Linked DNA regions of Homo sapiens: region 1 is linked to region 2. Evidence: chromatin loops called from intact Hi-C (ENCODE). Cell type or tissue: HepG2. All regions are shown on one strand. Links, peaks and the distances in the headings refer to the core of each region. The heading gives the core; the rest is flanking DNA. Region 1 has its middle 16 kb from the start of USP40. Region 2 holds the start of UGT1A5 (UDP glucuronosyltransferase family 1 member A5).

Region 1 (9,474 bases), core at 629-8,628, 130 kb after region 2:
CTAAAATTTATGCTGAGACATGAGGGAAGAACGGTGAAATCACTGATGCTTTACAGAAAGTTAATGGGGAAAATGCTCCAAAAAATTAGCAGTTTACAAATGGGCAATTCCTTTTAAGAAGGGACAAGATGATGGTGAAGATGAAGCCCACACCAGCAGACCATCCATACATCAATTCACAAGGAAACAATTAATCTTGCTCATACTCTAACTGAAGAGGACTGACAATTAACAGCAGAAACAATAGCCAACACAACAGAAATTTCAATCAGATCAGTTTAAACAATTCTGACAAAAATTTCAGTTGAACAAATTTTCCACTTGTTGGGTGCCAAAACCGTTACAGCCAGATCATCTGCAGACAAGAACAGACCCTTCAATGGAAATTATAAACAAGTGGGATCCAGACCTTGAAGCATCTCTTCAAAGAATTGTAACAGGAGATGAAACATAGCTTTACCAGTAAGACCCTGAAGACAAAGCACAATCAAAGCAATGGCTACCAAGAAACGAAAGCGATCCAGTCAAATCAAAAGCAGACTGGACGAGACCAAACGTCATGGTAACACTGTTTTGGGTGGCTAAAGGCATTTTGCTTTATACTTTCTTCAGGGTCAAAGAAAGACAACATCTGTTTATTATTGTTGTTTTGAAGAAGTTAGCCAAATCTTTAGCAGAAAAACATCTGGGAAAGCTTGCAACTATGTTGCATCCAAAGTAAAGACTTTTATCAATTATTAAAAGAACATATCAAATCTGTAAAGTTGTCTCTGATTTACTGGCAAGTAAAAAATCATGGCAAAGACAACATGTCCAGCCTGATAGATTTGATTTTAATAAAATAAGTGTAAACATTTACATATATGCTTATATATAAAGTAATTTCAATAAATGGAAACACATGCATACAAAACTGCAAAGAGCATTTTACTGTAGCAGGTATTACAGGATTAGCTAAAATGAAAGTTTCATTTCTTATTGTGGTTTTAAGTATTTTTCCAAAAATACTAAAAAGGTCATAATTGCTTGGAAGGCTTACATAGGGGGATCACTTGAGCCCAGGAGTTTGAGTCTAGCCAGGGCACCATAGCAAAACCGTGTTTCTAAAAAAAAAAAAAAAAAAAAAATGCAGTGGAAATTATGAACAATTAACCAACCAACTGTATAGACATACATATTAATGAGGCCATTATATAAAAGTTGCTAACTAACAAGCATGTGGAAGGCACAAAATAATTTTTTACATAGAAAAGAAATTTTAGATGCAATAAACACAAATGTCAAATCCCAGTTCAGTAAGAAATCTTTTTAAATATTCAAATCCAGAATACTTTTAATGTGCTAAAGGAGCAACGACTTACCATAGGCACTGGCTTTCCCTGATTGCAGTTGATACCACCAATGAAGATCATATTGGGCATCACAGGTTTGGGATACTCCAAAACAAAGTCCATTCACAACAACCAAATTGATGTGTGGCTGTAGAGATCATATGCCATGACAGGTGCTTGGAGAACTTCAGAGGCTACTTTTAAGGCATTTTTGAAAAAATATGGGCAAAATAAATGCTCCTTTAAGAAGAAGATGTGGTTCCATACTCTCTCCTTAAAAGTCATGGCATGTGAAAATCCTGAGACATATCTAGGGCTGTAGGAAAGAGAAGCAGGGCTCTGTGCACCTTCTTCAAGATAATGACAAAGTATTCCTCTGGTGAAGACCACAGAGGGGAGGGAGAAATATTTGGCAACAATTAAGCCACACATAGCTAAAGGATCCAGAAACACCGCATCAAAAGAACTCTCCTTTAAGTATTCTACTAATTTTCAGTCATTAAACAAACTCCTGCAATGTGAAAAATTAAATTCTAAACATTTGGATGAACTCATTAATAGAGAAAATAAGCTTCGTACTTCTGCTTCCCATTGAGCATTGGCAAAAGCCATGAACTCCTGGTCCAGATCCTCCAGGGTGTATAAGGTTGAATAAGTCTTCACTGTGCAATTCAGTGATCTTCCCAGTTGCCAACTCACCTCTGGCCTGACTACAACCACCTCATGCCCCCTGAGAATGAGTTTCTCCACCACCGACCACATGGTGAACCAGTGGCTCCCATCCATGGGCACTACCAGCAGCTTCCCAGCCTCGGCAAAGCCACAGGTCAGCCGTAGACACACATATAGGGGGAAGGAGGCCAGTCCACCCTGCAGAAGCCATCAGAGAACTTCAGCCCAGAGTGAGCAGCTGTGATTCTAAGCTACTGTGATACAGTAGGTAGCATTTGCTGAGATACCTACTTGTATGTTTTCCACACAAGACTACCTTATGTTCTTTGCCCTGGGGACAGTTCATGCCCTGTGCTGCAATGGGGGTTTAGAAGCAGAATTATTCAGCAATGCTTTTGGACCTTAAGAATTCAGAATGAAAAAAGGAAAGTAAATTTGAATAAAGTTCATATTTTTGAAATGCATTTCAAAGCAAAGTTTCAATGTTATCCTCAGACAACCAAAAGCTCTCTGCCCAGAAAGGAACTGGCATCTCATGTGCCAAGGACATACAGTAAGGCCCTCAGCACTGACTTCCTAACTGGCAGGAAATGGGGGCTCACCTGTGTCTCTGCAATGCACAGACATTGTTGCTTCCATTTCCAAACCCTGAGAGGCCTTTGAAAGGCTGAAATAAGATTGAAAACCCCACCTCCATGAACCCTTCCAGAGATTTGATGGAATGTGACCATCACCTATTGTAAATGGCTTTCCTCAGATATGTTGCCTGCAGTGGGGAGTCGTGGCCCTATGCTTGCCTAAGCACTCTGCTGAGCTGCCTCTCTCAGCCTGCTCTGCTTCCTCATTCTAAACAGAGCTGTAGGCCTCTGCTGTGGGCTCACCCCATCGGTCTGGTGCCTTGTTTCAGGAATATGTATTGGTCACCCCCAGTATCCTGAGCACCCCTTGAAGACAGAGGTTATGTCTTCTTCCTATTTTCATCCTCCTTCCACAGCACCCATGCTATACTTGGCATAGAGGAAGTTCACGGAATTCTTGTTGCATTGGGCTGAATTACATCATGGAGATTTCCATGGATTAGCCCAGCAGTGTGTGTGAGGTAACACCCTGAGGAACATTTAGTGAGGGAATCAGCAGCCAACCTCAGGGCATAATTCTTGTAGGAGCACAAGATGGCTCCCTCCAGGACACATTAATGGGTACTAGACATTGTTTAGTCACCTGTCCCTTGGTGACTGGCGCACTGGTAGATGACTGTCCTTGAAAAACAAACATGACAGTGAGTGATCTACCTTCCCTGGAGGCTAACTTCAGTGTAGAAATCAATGAAATAGGAAATAGAAAAACAATGGAGAAAACCAATGACACCAAAGCTCACTTTTGGGGCAGATCAATTAACCTGACCAATGTCTAGCCAGGCTGATTGGAAAAAAAAGACAGAAGATATAAATTACCAATACCGGGAATGGGAGAGGTAGTATCACCATAGATTCTACAGGTATTAAAATGATAAGAGAATATGGACAAATTCATGCCAATAAAATCTACAGCTTATATGAAATGGACAAATTTCTTAAAAGACACAAGCTGTCAGACTTTACACAAGAAGAAATTAATAACACAAATGACATAATCTGTACCTTTTAAATTCAAATTGAATTTTGAATTCAAATGCTCCCAGAAACAAAAAGGTAAAGTTCAGATGACTTCACTGATAAATTCTACCAAACACTGAAGGAAGAAATAATACCAGTTTCTCACAATCTAGTCCAGAAAACAGAGGGAGGAGCCAAGATGGCCGAATAGGAACAGCTCAGGTCTACAGCTCCCAGCGTGAGCAACGACGCAGAAGACAGGTGATTTCTGCATTTCCATCTGAGGTACCCGGTTCATCTCACTAGCGAATGCCAGACAGTGGGCGCAGGTCAGTGGGTGCGCGCACCGTGCGCGAGCCGAAGCAGGGCGAGGCATTGCCTCAGTCGGGAAGCACAAGGGGTCAGGGAGTTCCCTTTCCGAGTCAAAGAAAGGGGTGACGGACGGCACCTGGAAAATCGGGTCACTCCAACCCTAATACTGCGCTTTTCCGACGGGCTTAAAAAACGGCGCACGACGAGATTACATCCCGCACCTGGCTCGGAGGGTCCTACGCCCATGGAGTCTCGCTGATTGCTAGCACAGCAGTCTGAGATCAAACTGCAAGGCGGCAACGAGGCTGGGGGAGGGGCGCCCGCCATTACCCAGGCTTGATTAGGTAAACAAAGCAGCCGGGAAGCTTGAACTGGGTGGAGCCCACCACAGCTCAAGGAGGCCTGCCTGCCTCTGTAGGCTCCACCTCTGGGGGCAGGGCACAGACAAACAAAAAGACAGCAGTGACCTCTGCAGACTTAAATGTCCTTGTCTGACAGCTTTGAAGAGAGCAGTGGTTCTCCCAGCACTCAGCTGGAGATCTGAGAACGGACAGACTGCCTCCTCAAGTGGGTCCCTGACCCCTGACCCCCGAGCAGCCTAACTGGGAGGCACCCCCCAGCAGGGGCACACTGACACCTCACAGAGCAGGGTATTCCAACAGAGCTGCAGCTGAGGGTCCTGTCTGTTAGAAAGAAAACTAAAAAACAGAAAGGACATTCACACCAAAAACCCATCTGTACATCACCATCATCAAAGACCAAAAGTAGATAAAACCACAAAGATGGGGAAAAAACAGAATAGAAAAACTGGAAATTCTAAAAAGCAGAGCACCTCTCCTCCTCCAAAGGAACGCAGTTCCTCACCAGCAACGGAACAAAGCTGGAGGGAGAATGACTTTGACAAGCTGAGAGAAGAAGGCTTCAGATGATCAAATTACTCCAAGCTACGGGAGGACATTCAAACCAAAGGCAAAGAAGTTGAAAACTTTGAAAAAAATTTAGAAGAATGTATAACTAGAATAACCAATCCAGAGAAGTGCTTAAAGGAGCTGATGGAGCTGAAAACCAAGGCTCGAGAACTACGTGAAGAATGCAGAAGCCTCAGGAGCCGATGCAATCAACTGAAAGAAAGGGTATCAGCAATGGAAGATGAAATGAATGAAATGAAGCGAGAAGGGAAGTTTAGAGAAAAAAGAATAAAAAGAAATGAGCAAAGCCTCCAATAAATATGGGACTACGTGAAAAGACCAAATCTACGTCTGATTGGTTTACCTGAAAGTGATGGGGAGAATGGAACCAAGTTGGAAAACAGTCTGCAGGCTATTATCCAGGAGAACTTCCCCAATCTAGCAAGGCAGGCCAACATTCAGATTCAGGAAATACAGAGAACGCCACAAAGATACTCCTCGAGAAGAGCAACTCCAAGACACATAATTGTCAGATTCACCAAAGTTGAAATGAAGGAAAAAATGTTAAGGGCAGCCAGACAGAAAGGTCGGGTTACCCTCAAAGGGAAGCCCATCAGACTAACAGCGGATCTCTCGGCAGAAACCCTACAAGCCAGAAGACAGTGGGGGCCAATATTCAACATTCTTAAAGAAAAGAATTTTCAACCCAGAATTTCATATCCAGCCAAACTAAGCTTCATAAGTGAAGGAGAAATAAAATACTTTACAGACAAGCAAATGCTGAGAGATTTTGTCACCACCAGGCATGCCCTAAAAGAGCTCCTGAAGGAAGTGCTAAACATGGAAAGGAACAACCGGTACCACCCGCTGCAAAATCATGCCAAAATGTAAAGACCATCAAGACTAGGAAGAAACTGCATCAACTAACGAGCAAAATAACCAGCTAACATCATAATGACAGGATCAAATTCACACATAACAATATTAACTTTACATGTAAATGGACTAAATGCCCCAATTAAAAGACACAGACTGGCAAATTGGATAAAGAGTCAAGACCCATCAGTGTGCTGTATTCAGGAAACCCATCTCACATGCAGAGACACACATAGGCTCAAAATAAAAGGATGGAGGAAGATCTACCAAGCAAATGGAAAACAAAAAAAGGCAGGGGTTGCAATCCTAGTCTCTGATAAAACAGACTTTAAACCAACAAAGATCAAAAGAGACAAAGAAGGCCATTACATTATGGTAAAGGGATCAATTCAACAAGAAGAGCTAACTATCCTAAATATATATGCACCCAATACAGGAACACCAAGATTCATAAAGCTAGTCCTGAGTGACCTACAAAGAGACTTAGACTCCCATACATTAATAATGGGAGACTTTAACACCCCACTGTCAACATTAGACAGATCAATGAGACTGAAAGTCAACAAGGATACCCAGGAATTGAACTCAGCTCTGCACCAAGCAGACCTAATAGACATCTACAGAACTCTCCACCCCAAATCAACAGAATATACATTTTTTTCAGCACCACACCACACCTATTCCAAAATTGACCACATAATTGGAAGTAAAGCTCTCCTCAGCAAATGTAAAAGAACAGAAATTATAACAAACTATCTCTCAGACCACAGTGCAATCAAACTAGAACTCAGGATTAAGAATCTCACTCAAAACCGCTCAACTACATGGAAACTGAACAACCTGCTCCTGAATGACTACTGGGTACATAACGAAATGAAGGCAGAAATAAAGATGTTCTTTGAAACCAAAGAGAACAAAGACACAACATACCAGAATCTCTGGGATGCACTCAAAGCAGTGTGTAGAGGGAAATTTATAGCACTAAATGCCCACAAGAGAAAGCAGGAAAGATCCAAACTTGACACCCTAACATCACAATTAAAAGAACTAGAAAACAAGAGCAAACACATTCAAAAGCTAGCAGAAGGCAAGAAATAACTAAAATCAGAGCAGAACTGAAGGAAATAGAGACACAAAAAACCCTTCAAAAAATTAATGAATCCAGGAGCTGGTTTTTTGAAAGGATCAACAAAATTGATAGGCCGCTAGCAAGACTAATAAAGAAAAAAAGAGAGAAGAATCAAATAGATGCAATAAAAAATGATAAAGGGGATATCACCACCGATCCCACAGAAATACAAGCTACCATCAGAGAATACTACAAACACCTCTACGCAAATAAACTAGAAAATCTAGAAGAAATGGATAAATTCCTCGACACATACACTCTCCCAAGACTAAACCAGGAAGAAATTGAATCTCTGAATAGACCAATAACAGGATCTGAAATTGTGGCAATAATCAATAGCTTACCAACCAAAAAGAGTCCAGGACCAGATGGATTCACAGCCAAATTCTACCAGAGGTACAAGGAGGAACTGGTACCATTCCTTCTGAAACTGTTCCAATCAATAGAAAAAGAGGGAATCCTCCCTAACTCATTTTATGAGGCCAGCATCATTCTGATACCAAAGACAGGCAGAGACACAACAAAAAAAGAGAATTTTAGACCAATATCCTTGATGAACATTGATGCAAAAATCCTCAATAAAATACTGGCAAAACGAATCCAGCAGCACATCAAAAAGCTTATCCACCATGATCAAGTGGGCTTCATCCCTGGGATGCAAGGCTGGTTCAATATACACAAATCAATAAATGTAATCCAGCATATAAACAGAGCCAAAGACAAAAACCACATGATTATCTCAATAGATGCAGAAAAAGCCTTTGACAAATTTCAACAACCCTTCATGCTAAAAACTCTCAATAAATTAGGTATTGATGGGACGTATTTCAAAATAATAAGAGCTATCTATGACAAACCCACAGCCAATATCATACTGAATGGGCAAAAACTGGAAGCATTCCCTTTGAAAACTGGCACAAGACATGGATGCCCTCTCTCACCACTCCTATTCAACATAGTGTTGGAAGTTCTGGCCAGGGCAATTAGGCAGGAGAAGGAAATAAAGGGTATTCAATTAGGAAAAGAGGAAGTCAAATTGTCCCTGTTTGCAGATGACATGATTGTATATCTAGAAAACCCCATCATCTCAGCCCAAAATCTCCTTAAGCTGATAAGCAACTTCAGAAAAGTCTCAGGATACAAAATCAATGTACAAAAATCACAAGCATTCTTATACACCAACAACAGACAAACAGAGAGCCAAATCATGAGTGAACTCCCATTCACAATTGCTTCAAAGAGAATAAAATACCTAGGAATCCAACTTACAAGGGATGTGAAGGACCTCTTCAAGGAGAACTACAAACCACTGCTCAATGAAATAAAAGAGGATACAAACAAATGGAAGAACATTCCATGCTCATGGGTAGGAAGAATCAATATCGTGAAAATGGCCATACTGCCCAAGGTAATTTACAGATTCAATGCCATCCCCATCAAGCTACCAATGCCTTTCTTCACAGAACTGGAAAAAACTACTTTAAAGTTCATATGGAACCAAAAAAGAGCCCGCATCGCCAAGTCAATCCTAAGCCAAAAGAACAAAGCTGGAGGCATCACACTACCTGACTTCAAACTATACTACAAGGCTACAGTAACCAAAACAGCATGGTACTGGTACCAAAACAGAGATATAGATCAATGCAACAGAACAGAGCCCTCACAAATAATGCCACATATCTACAACTATCTGATCTTTGACATACCTGAGAAAAACAAGCAATGGGGAAAGGATTCCCTATTTAATAAATGGTGCTGGGAAAACTGGCTAGCCATATGTAGAAAGCTGAAACTGGATCCCTTCCTTACACCTTATACAAAAATCAATTCAAGATGGATTAAAGACTTAAACGTTAGACCTAAAACCATAAAAACCCTAGAAGAAAACCTAGGCATTACCATTCAGGACATAGGCATGGGTAAGGACTTCATGTCTAAAACACCAAAAGCAATGGCAACCAAAGACAAAATTGACAAATGGGATCTAATTAAACTAAAGAGCTTCTGCACAGCAAAAGAAACTACCATCAGAGTGAACAGGCAACCTACAAAATGGGAGAAAATTTTCGCAACCTACTCATCTGACAAAAGGGCTAATATCCAGAATCTACAATGAACTCAAACAAATTTACAAGAAAAAAACAAACAACCCCATCAAAAAGTGGGCGAAGGACATGAACAGACACTTCTCAAAAGAAGACATTTATGCAGCCAAAAAACACATGAAAAAATGCTCATCATCACTGGCCATCAGAGAAATGCAAATCAAAACCACAATGAGATACCACCTCACACCAGTTAGAATGGCAATCATTAAAAAGTCAGGAAACAACAGGTGCTGGAGAGGATGTGGAGAAATAGGAACACTTTTACACTGTTGGTGGGACTGTAGTTCAACCATTGTGGAAGTCAGTGTGGCGATTCCTCAGGGATCTAGAACTAGAAATACCATTTGACCCAACCATCCCATTACTGGGTATATACCCAAAGGACTATAAATCATGCTGCTATAAAGACACATGCACACGTATGTTTATTGTGGCATTATTCACAATAGCAAAGACTTGGAACCAACCCAAATGTCCAACAATGATAGACTGGATTAAGAAAATGTGGCACATATACACCATGGAATACTATGCAGCCATAAA
Region 2 (9,474 bases), core at 747-8,746:
ATATATTCCATTACAGGTGGAAGAGACTTTATAGATGTGATTATATTAAGGGTTTTGACATGGGGAGATTATGCTGGATGTCCGGGCAGGACAATGTAATCACAAGGGCTCTTGCAAGTGAAAGAGACAGATGTAAGAATTAGAGACTTGAAGATGCTGCACTGCATCTCCATGGAAATGGAAAAGGGCCATGGAATTCCAAAACTAAGATGGAAAAACTAAATTTCTGTTAAAGGAATGAGCTTACACTCAGTGGAAAGAATACAACTAAGAATGGACAGAATCAGAATGCTGACATCAAAAGAAACTATCAGATTAAAGTCATTTTGGGTTTTGTTGTGTTTTAAATCAATCAATCAGTCAATCAGTCAGTCAGTCAACAAACCACAAGAGCTGAAACTCCTGAGCTCAATGATCCTCCCACCTGAGCCTCCCAAGTAGCTGGGGCCACAGGCACAAGCTACTGCACCCAGCTTTTCATATTGGAGTTTTAAAAAAATGTTTTCTAACTTTAAAACAAGATTTTCACATTCCAAATAAATTTTTATTTTTTTGAGATGGGTCCTCGCTCTGTCACTCAGGCTGGAGTGAGGTGGCGTGAACATGGCACACTGCAGCCTCCACCTCCTGGGATCAAGTGATCCTCCTGCCTCAGCCTCCCGAGTAGCTGGGACCACAGGTGTGCACCATCACACCTGGATAATTTTTTAATTTTTTGTAGAGATGGAGTCTCAGCATGTTGCCCAGGCTGCTCTCAGACTCCTGGGCTCAAGCAATCCTCCTCCCTCGGTCTCCCAAAGGGCTGAAATTACAGGTGTGAGCTACCCACTTGCACACAAATCATTTTCAAATTAAAAGAGATGGGGAATTCAAAAAATAACATAGGAGTCACATTACTGATATCAGATAAAATGTATTTTAAGGATTATTATTTAATGATAACAGCAAACTGTGAAGAAAATATAAGTCTCAAACCTCAAACCTACATGCACCAATCTAATCACTATGTATAAAGCAAAACCTATTCAAGAGCCAAAATATAACTGGAGGAGAATTTGTTATGTAAGGGGATTTTTTAAAAGACATCCTTCACAGAATTGGGCAGATTCAGTAGAGGGTCTTTTAAAAGATAGAAAAATTGCCTAGGTGTGGTGGCTCGCGCCTGTAATTCCAGCACTTTGGCAGGCTGAGGTGAGTGAATCACTTGAGATCAGGCATTTGAGATCAGCCTGGCCAATATGATGAAACTCCATCTCCATAAAAAATACAAAAAAAAAGAAAATTAGCTGGATGTGGTGCCATGCGCCTGTAGTTCCAGCTACTTGGGAGGCTGAGGCAGGAGAATCAGTTGAACCTGGGAGGTGGAGGTTGCAATGAGCCAAGATCCCACCACTGCACTCCAGACTGGGTGACAGAGCAAGACTCCATCTCAAAAGATAGAAAAATTTAAAAGATAGAATTTTAGTTTTATCCATGGAATATTTATAAACATTCACCATATTGTTGTCACTAACTACATATGAATATTGAGCACTTGAAATGTGGCTATTCCAAATTGAGATATACTGTAAGTGTCAAATATATGCTAGATTTTGAAGACTTAACAACAAAAAAAGCTACGTTAAACAGTTCACATGTTGAAAGGATAATATTTGGGATACATCTGGTTAAATAAAATGCATTATTCACATTAATTTTAGTGGTTTCTTTTTGCTGGTGTTTAACATGCCCACTAGAAAAGTTTAAATTATGTATGTGGTTTACATGATATTTCTATTGGACACTTCGGTATTAGACCATGAAGTTAACCTAGTAAGAATTTTTTTTAAGTAGTGTCTTCACAAGAAACATTCTCCTATTACAATCCAACACTCCCTCTCTGGAAACTGAACTCTGTGTTTCATTCTCTGATCACAGACATCCATTGCACCTACATTGGCCCAATTCCACTGAACTGAGTCAACTTCTTTGAAACCTCTACTTCCTCTGAGTGCTTAGGTCTCCTGTGGTCACCTCTCTATCTTTTGCAAGATGGGACCACTAAAAATTGTCACGTCAACAATTGTAAATTTCTATTCCTTCCTCCTTTCTACTGAAAATCTTGCCAGCAAGATTGGATGGATCAGTTCTCAGTGTAGTGTCCCTGCTCCTGCCCAGCTGAAGCACATCCACAGCCATGAAGATGGTGCTTTTACAAACGAACAGTCTCCGTGAGTCACACCACTCTTGCCCATCCTTTGACAGATCCTCGTCCCTGCCTCTCCTTCCTCTCAGTGGCCATTGAAACCCTGAACTGCACTACCATTGACCCTTTAAAAGTTTATCTCACTGAAGACTATTACAACAATGAGAAGCAGAAATGAAATCTTTGGAAAGATAAGTAGATATGGAAGCACTTGTAAGTAAATACATTTTTTAAAAAGTGTTTTGCCTGGAACATTGATTGGATAAAGGCACCAATACAGACCTGAGATAGTGGCTTCCCGTTGGCACAGTTGATGCCCCCAATGAAGACCATGTTGGGCATGATCGGCCTGGGGTAATCCATCACAAAGTCCCCTCGGAACAGCCACACAGATGCATGGCTGACAAGATCCACCACTGACACCTCTCTCTGAAAAAGCTCAGAGGCAAGGCTTGCATAAGGAGCAGAAACAGCATGGCAAAGGTAGGACAGGGCCAGAGGGTAGAGCATGTTCTTGACCCTTTGCAGGAATGTCATGTGGTCTGAATTGGTCGTTAGTAATCTAGGAATATAGGAGGAAGGGTTTGGACACTGTGTGCCCTTAAAGTCTAAATCACATGGAATGTTCCTCAAGAAAAACACAGCAGGAATCGACAGGTACTTAGCCAGCACCGCCGCGCAGAGGTGAAAGGGGTCTGTTAGAACCACATCAAAGGAAGTAGCATGCAGGTGCCTGATCAGGGCCTCATTATGCAGTAGCTCCACACAAGACCTATGTATGATCAAAGACATATTGTTCATAATTGCCATTCTTCTAGAAAATTTCATCAGAAGATGTTCTGTTTCAAAGAACGATTGAGTGTGACCCAGCAAAAGGCGATCAAATTCGTCCTGGGTCCATGAAATGGCATACGTTGTCAGGGTGAAAAAGTTCTCTTCTTTGATGTACATATTCACCTCCAGGGTGAGGACCACCACCTGGTGGCCTCTCGCATGGAGGTCCCGCAAGGCCTCCCGCATGCTGAGCCAGTGGCTGCCATCAGTGGGCACCACCAGCACCTTCCCACTCTCAGCCCAGGGCTGGACACTGAGGAGAAGCAGCAGTCCTGTGGCCAGCTGCGGCAGGGGAACCTGGAGTCCTGTGGCCATCTCAGCAGAAGCCACCGACAGCTGACTGTCCACCCCACGTTGTGCCTCCTAGAATTGTTTCCTTCGTCTTAATTACCTTGTCACTGAGACACCTAGCAAATCAACATGTAATTGAAGACAGAGTGCCCTCCTCCAGTTACTTATTACCCGTTAATCTATAATTGTCTTGCATTATGGGCCCCACCCTGGGAAAGACCGATCACTCCTATCTTGAAAAACTCATCTGACCTTGCGCTCGCTCTGGGGAACATCCAAGTTCAAGCTCTTGTTTCTCATTCAATTCCCAACACAAGGCTGTGAACCCCCATTTCATGTCACTGTCTCCTACTTCTCTCTTAACCACGTTTATCAGGCTGCAGCTGAGGTCTGAGGAGTCACCATTGCCCTAGTCCCCAACCATATGGTCTCTGCTGGATGTGACCCTATTTGCTAACTCTTAATACTCTTTCTTCCCACATATGGGTAACACAGCACATCCAAAATGCAGACAACATTGCTAAGCCAGCTTTCTTTAAACAGGGAGTGGGGAGGCTGGCTATCTGGTTTTGGTCGTTTTTCACACCAGGATATTTCTTGTAAAGCTCAAAGAGGACTCTCTCTGAAGTGGCTGTCAATATAAAAAAAGCTGCAGGGAGGCTGAGCTCAAGATGTGATGATCAGATTCTTGGAAAGGCTTTGTTGAGGATTCTCCATCTACACCATGGAAGAAGAGGTGCTGCTGTCTAAAGCACACATGTGCAAGACAACCCTAGCAAAGACCCATGGTGGGTTCAGGGAGCTCCTGCTCACCAAGGGACCGGGGGAGCTGGAGCCTGGCCTCAGATCTTGCACAGTCTGAATTCCTCTTCTGAATGCTGAAGGCTCCAGTCTTCTGCAAGTCTGCTTAGAGACTGAAGTGTCCATTCATCCAGGCCTTTATTTCATCCTGAAGATTATGGTCAGGCTTTTTTCCAAGTCAATCCAGCACCAAGTTCTGATAAGAATGGTTCCTCCAGAACAGAATAATTTGTGGGGGCTCTAGTTCAAATTTCAAAATGGAGAATTAAACGTGTGCCTTTCTAATGGAGAGACCCTGAGCACTCACAATGGTCTCACGCCCATGAGACTCGTCCTGCTCCAGAAAGTCACTCATACTTGTGCTTGGCAAGATTGCTGACGCCTCCTTGTCCTGGTCGCCCCAGGATGATGTGGGCAGGCTCTCTGGGCTGTGCACACTTTCTATCTCACTTCCTCTGTGTCTACATGCCTGGCCGTGTCTGCCATTGCTGGTGAAGCTGAGGCTTCCCTTAGGGAGGAAGTTACCCCCATTAGAAATCCACATTGATAATAGATTCCACCTTTGGACAGAACCCATGGGACAGGCAGCGAATGGAGCTGTCCACCAGAGGGCGCAGGCAGGAAGGCACAGAGAAGGCAGGCCTGCAAGGGCTTTGGGAACTCTCCAGGGGAGGATGATTCCCGGGGAGTTGTGAGGACACAGAGCGCTAGAAAGGGATTCTCAGCTGTGGGTGCAACATCTCAGCCTCTGAACTATTCCTCCAACCCCCTTAAAACTGTATGCATCCTAAGCACCCTCCTGATGAGCCCGGGGTGAGGGTGGAACACACCTGGGAGGGTGCTCTCACCACATTCAGGGGGCTCCCCTGTTCTATCTCCATGCAGTGGTGTTTTGTTTAGACACCAATGTCATCTAATTTCTACTCCCACGTCTAGGACTCCTAGACCCTGGGGAGGCCCATGTATCTTGGAAGATGGTGGTGCCTTCAGCGACATGGGAGCACTGGGGAGAGCAGGACTGTGGGGAGGGAGTAGCTCATATTCCTGGTGCCCAGGAAATAGGAGGAGCAGCCCAAGGCATCAGCTTCCAGGGTCTGGAGATGAGGAGGGGTCTGGGCTGCACAGATAGACTTGGAGCCATCAGCATAAGTGGTGATTGAAGCCATGGGTGTCAGTGAGGTCACCCCAGAAAAATTCAGAGATAGAAAAAGGCATCCAATAGCCTGATCTGAATGATTGTATATTCCCCTCTGCCAATCTCAGAGACATAAACAAAGACCTAAACAAAGACTAAGTGGTCTAAAGACCTCTTTCCACCCAAACCTACAAACTTAAACTGTTTAACTTTTTTAAAAAACATAGAAACAAATCCTCCCACCTTTTGGTAGACAAAGATTCCTTAGATAGGGCACGAGGGGTACAAAACACAAAACGTTTGCTAAAATTGACTTAATCAAAACTTGCAACTTTTGCTCCTTGAAAGACGTTGTTTTTTAAAAAATGAAACAAAGGACACCACACACCAGAAGTAAACAGAAACACAACTATCTGACATAGCACTTGTATCCAGAATATGTAAAGAACTCACTACTCAAATATAAGAAGACAAACAAACCAATAAAGGTGTGCGGAAGATTTTGAAAGGGCACCTTTTAAAAGAAAACAGGCATATGATCAATAAGCACATGAAAAGATTATCATCAGTCATAAGAGGAATGCAAATTCAAACCCAATGAAATTCTACTACACACCCATTAGGATGGCTAAAATGTAAAAGACTAAAAATAGCAAGTCTTAGCACAAATACAGAGCAGCCAGAACTCTAATGCGTTGCTGTTAGGAATGTAAAATTGTATAACTGCTTTGGAAACAGTTCGACTGTTTCTTATGAAGTCATACATACACCTACCATGCAACCCAACAATCCCACTTTTAAGTATTTACCCAAGAAAAATGAAATCTCAGAAACACTCGTACTCGAATAGTCATAGCAGCTTTATTCATAATAGCCAACAACTGGAAACTATCCACATGTCCATCAATAAATAAATGCATAAGCAAATGATGATATATCTATACAATGAAATGCTACTCGGAAATAGAAACGAATGAAATATTGATACATGCAACAATGTGAAAGGATCTGAAGAGACATTATGCCGAGCCAAAGAGGCCAGACACAAAACAGTATACCTGTGTGTTTTTCATTCATAATTGTATGATTCCATTCAGATGAAACTCTAGAAAAGACAATTCTGTTATCCAGCAACAGAAACCATCCAGGGTTGCCTAAGGTGAGGGGAGGTATTAGGTGACTGAGATAGGACAGAAGGGAAGTTACTGGGTAATGGAGTGCTCCGTGTCTTGAATGTGGTGATGGCTGCACAGCTAAATAAAATCATTACAACTCAGAAATGTATCATTAAAACGGTGCACTTTATTGCATGTAAATAATACTCCAATAATGTTTATTTTAGTAGTATCAATTGAAAACATATCATTCAATTAAAAAAGAACAAAATTTTCCCAAGCTGACCAAAAGACCAAAACCTACTATACAAAGCCCTACCTATTCCAAGAAACACTCACAGCAAAACACCTATATTTAATAATGTTTCTTTCACATCCTGGTATATTTTTTGAATTTTAAGTTTAAATTTATAAGTACTTACATATATCACAGTAGGAAAAAGAATTCCTAAAAGAGAGCAAGAGGCAGAGACTTCAAATACTAAATACTTATAAGCCCCAAAATGATTGCTTTAAAAGTCGGCAGGTCATCCTTTCTGGAGGACATTCTTATTGAGTGTTCACCCATAGATTATTAAAAGAAATTTAGATTAGGACACAGAAAAATCTATATAGTAATAGGTTTATATGACAAACTAGTAACAAAAAATCTGACATCTAAATAGAAAATATCATTAATTGAAGGGTAATTCACAGCGTGGACAAGTTATTTCCTATCTCATCCCAGCGGCCACCCCTCCCCCAAACTCTCAAATGTACTTCTGGTGAGGATCCACTCCCAGCTCAGGATAGAACATGTGACCTAGGCCTCAACCAATCAGCACGTCTCATCCCCTTGGCCACCATGATTAGTTCAGAGATGGGCATGTGACTTCATTAGAGCCAATGAGGCAGAAGAACTTTAACTAGGAATCCTGGGAAAAGAACTCAGGCTGAAGCCCCTGCTGCTTGGGTATTATGACACTGAGAAGGATGCCACGGCCGAGGAAACAGAGACAAGAAATGGAAACATATAAATGGGTTCTGGTGACATAGTTTGGCTCTGTAGCAAGCAATACCTAACCAGATAGCCCCTGAGATTGTTCTAGTATGTGAACCAATAAAAGAGATTAAAAAAGAAAAGCCCTGCAACAAATTCACTGAGTCAAGAATTTGGGGAAGTTGCCCAAATAAAGTGATCACAGGTTGCATTGATTTGGGGGGGGGTGGGGAGTTGGTCAGGGTCTTGCTCTGTTGCCCAGGCTGAGGTGCAATGATGCAAACATAGCTCACTGGAACCTTGAACTCCTGGGCTCAAATAATCCTCCCACCTCAGCCTTCCGAGTAGTTAGGTCTACAGGCACACGCTACCATGTCCAGCTAGGTTTTTACTTTCTGTAGTGAAGGAATCTCACTATGCTGCCTAGGCTGGTCTCAAACTCCTGGGCTCAAGCTATCCTCCTGCTTCGGCCCCGCAAAGTGCTGGGATTATAAGCATGAGCCACCACGCTCAGCCAGTTGCATCAATTCTATTAAATGCAGAAGGTAAATACCAGTTCTTATCTTCACTGGTGAAACAACTTGATGAAAGTAAACACACACACACAAAAGACGTTTAAATGAAGAATTAATAAGGGAAATGAAAATTCAAATAACCTTGAGATATTTTTTACCTATTGGATTGTCAAAAACTGAAAGCATTTGATGATAATACATGTGGCAAGGATATGAAGGAAAGTGTACACTTATACATTGCTAAGGGAAGAATAAATTGTTAATGCCTAATGACATTTAAAATGTGCACGACACAGTAAGTCCATTTTCCGGCAACTCCCCTGTGGAAACTCCCACACAGGAGCACAGTGAGTCATATACTAAGATGTTTATTCTAATTCGTTTGAATAAAAGTAAAAAGCAAGATGCAGAGTGGGGGAAGATATTTGCAATATCTATAACTGCCAAAGAACTAGTATCCAGAATGCATACATAATTCGAGTAGACAACCCAGTGGGCAATAGACTTGAATGGGCAAAAGAGGAAATCCAAATGACTGATAAGTATATTTTAAAACCCTCAATATAATCAGTCATGTACATAACTAATGCCTTAGCAATCAGGGATATGTACAACCACTCTGAAAAATAGTTACATCTTATTAAATTAATGATATGCACGCCCTCCAACGCAGCAGCTCCACCCCTAGGTATATACTCTAAAAACCCACTCACATGTGTTTCAGAATGTAAAAGAATGTTCGTTGTAACATTGTTCACAGTAGTGAAAAGCTAGATACAACCCAAAGCCCATCAACAGTAGAATGGATAAATAAAATTGTGGTGTATTCATACAATGGGATATATTCAGTACTGACAATCCACAAACTACAACTTGTAAAAACACACATCATGAATCTCTCAAACATAAGGTTGAACCAAAAAAAAAAAAAAGGCAAGACAAAGAAAAACAGTAAAATTCTATTTATGTTAAGTACCGAAACAGGTAAAATCATCTGTATTATTTACAGATGCAAATTTAGGTGGCAAAATTGTAAAGAAAAGCAAAGAAATAGTCGAGGGAGAGAGAACATCAAAAAGAATAGCTCATGGATGCTGAGCTTAATACCTAGGTGATGGGTTGATCTGGGCAGCAAACCACCATGGCACATGTTTAGCTATGTAACAAACCTGCACATCCTGCATGTGTGCCCTGGAACTTAAAATAAATGCTGATGAAGAAAAACACAAGAGAAATAATCATCACAAAAGTCAGAGAAAAGATGGAAAGGGAATAGAACGGAGGGCAGGCACCCAGGATGGATGTCTGGGTGCTGATAAACTGCAGTGACCTCCGGGATAGAAAGCCTAATGCAGAGTATTTTGGGGGTCCCTCAGCTGCCATGCAAAGTGGAGCACATGCAGATGGGACTCTGTCCACCTGAGCAGCTTCCTCTACCTTGGGGGCTGGCTGACCATGGATCCTAGGTTCCTGTTGATTCTTACTGCCTATCTGTGAAGAATCAAGTTTCTTTGCCTGACTTGCACAAGCATTCCATCTCACCAGACTCATACTCTGGCAGCTAGGATTGTAAAATGCCTCCAACCAGAGCTGGGAAGTGCCAGGTCTAGGAATCTTAG

What was found. Hi-C counts contacts between places; a loop is a spot of excess contacts. Peaks named below come from ENCODE experiments on the same cell type or tissue, not always from the same donor. Only the 100,000 strongest peaks of a DNase experiment are listed, where the experiment ranks them.
Region 1: it touches region 2 in a loop (8-fold over the local background); 4 of 110 quality-filtered maps call a loop at or near these places.

The regions. Positions count from the first base shown.
Region 1 is chr2:233,578,179-233,587,652 of GRCh38, reverse strand. It overlaps UGT1A and the pseudogene UGT1A12P. Among named protein-coding and RNA genes, the nearest start is that of USP40, 16 kb to the right of the region's middle. RefSeq lists an enhancer at 4,015-4,605. In HepG2, for the core only: no CTCF peak of the experiment used is centred there; no DNase peak of the experiment used is centred there.
Region 2 is chr2:233,706,852-233,716,325 of GRCh38, reverse strand. The region is part of intron 1 of UGT1A8 (UDP glucuronosyltransferase family 1 member A8); the gene reads right to left. The region is part of intron 1 of UGT1A10 (UDP glucuronosyltransferase family 1 member A10); the gene reads right to left. All of the region lies in intron 1 of UGT1A9 (UDP glucuronosyltransferase family 1 member A9), which reads right to left. The region is part of intron 1 of UGT1A7 (UDP glucuronosyltransferase family 1 member A7); the gene reads right to left. It also overlaps UGT1A6, UGT1A5 and UGT1A. RefSeq lists enhancers at 2,715-3,215, 3,216-3,716. In HepG2, for the core only: CTCF peaks have their summits at 3,168 (motif pointing left) and 4,726 (motif pointing right); a DNase peak (open chromatin) is centred at 4,745.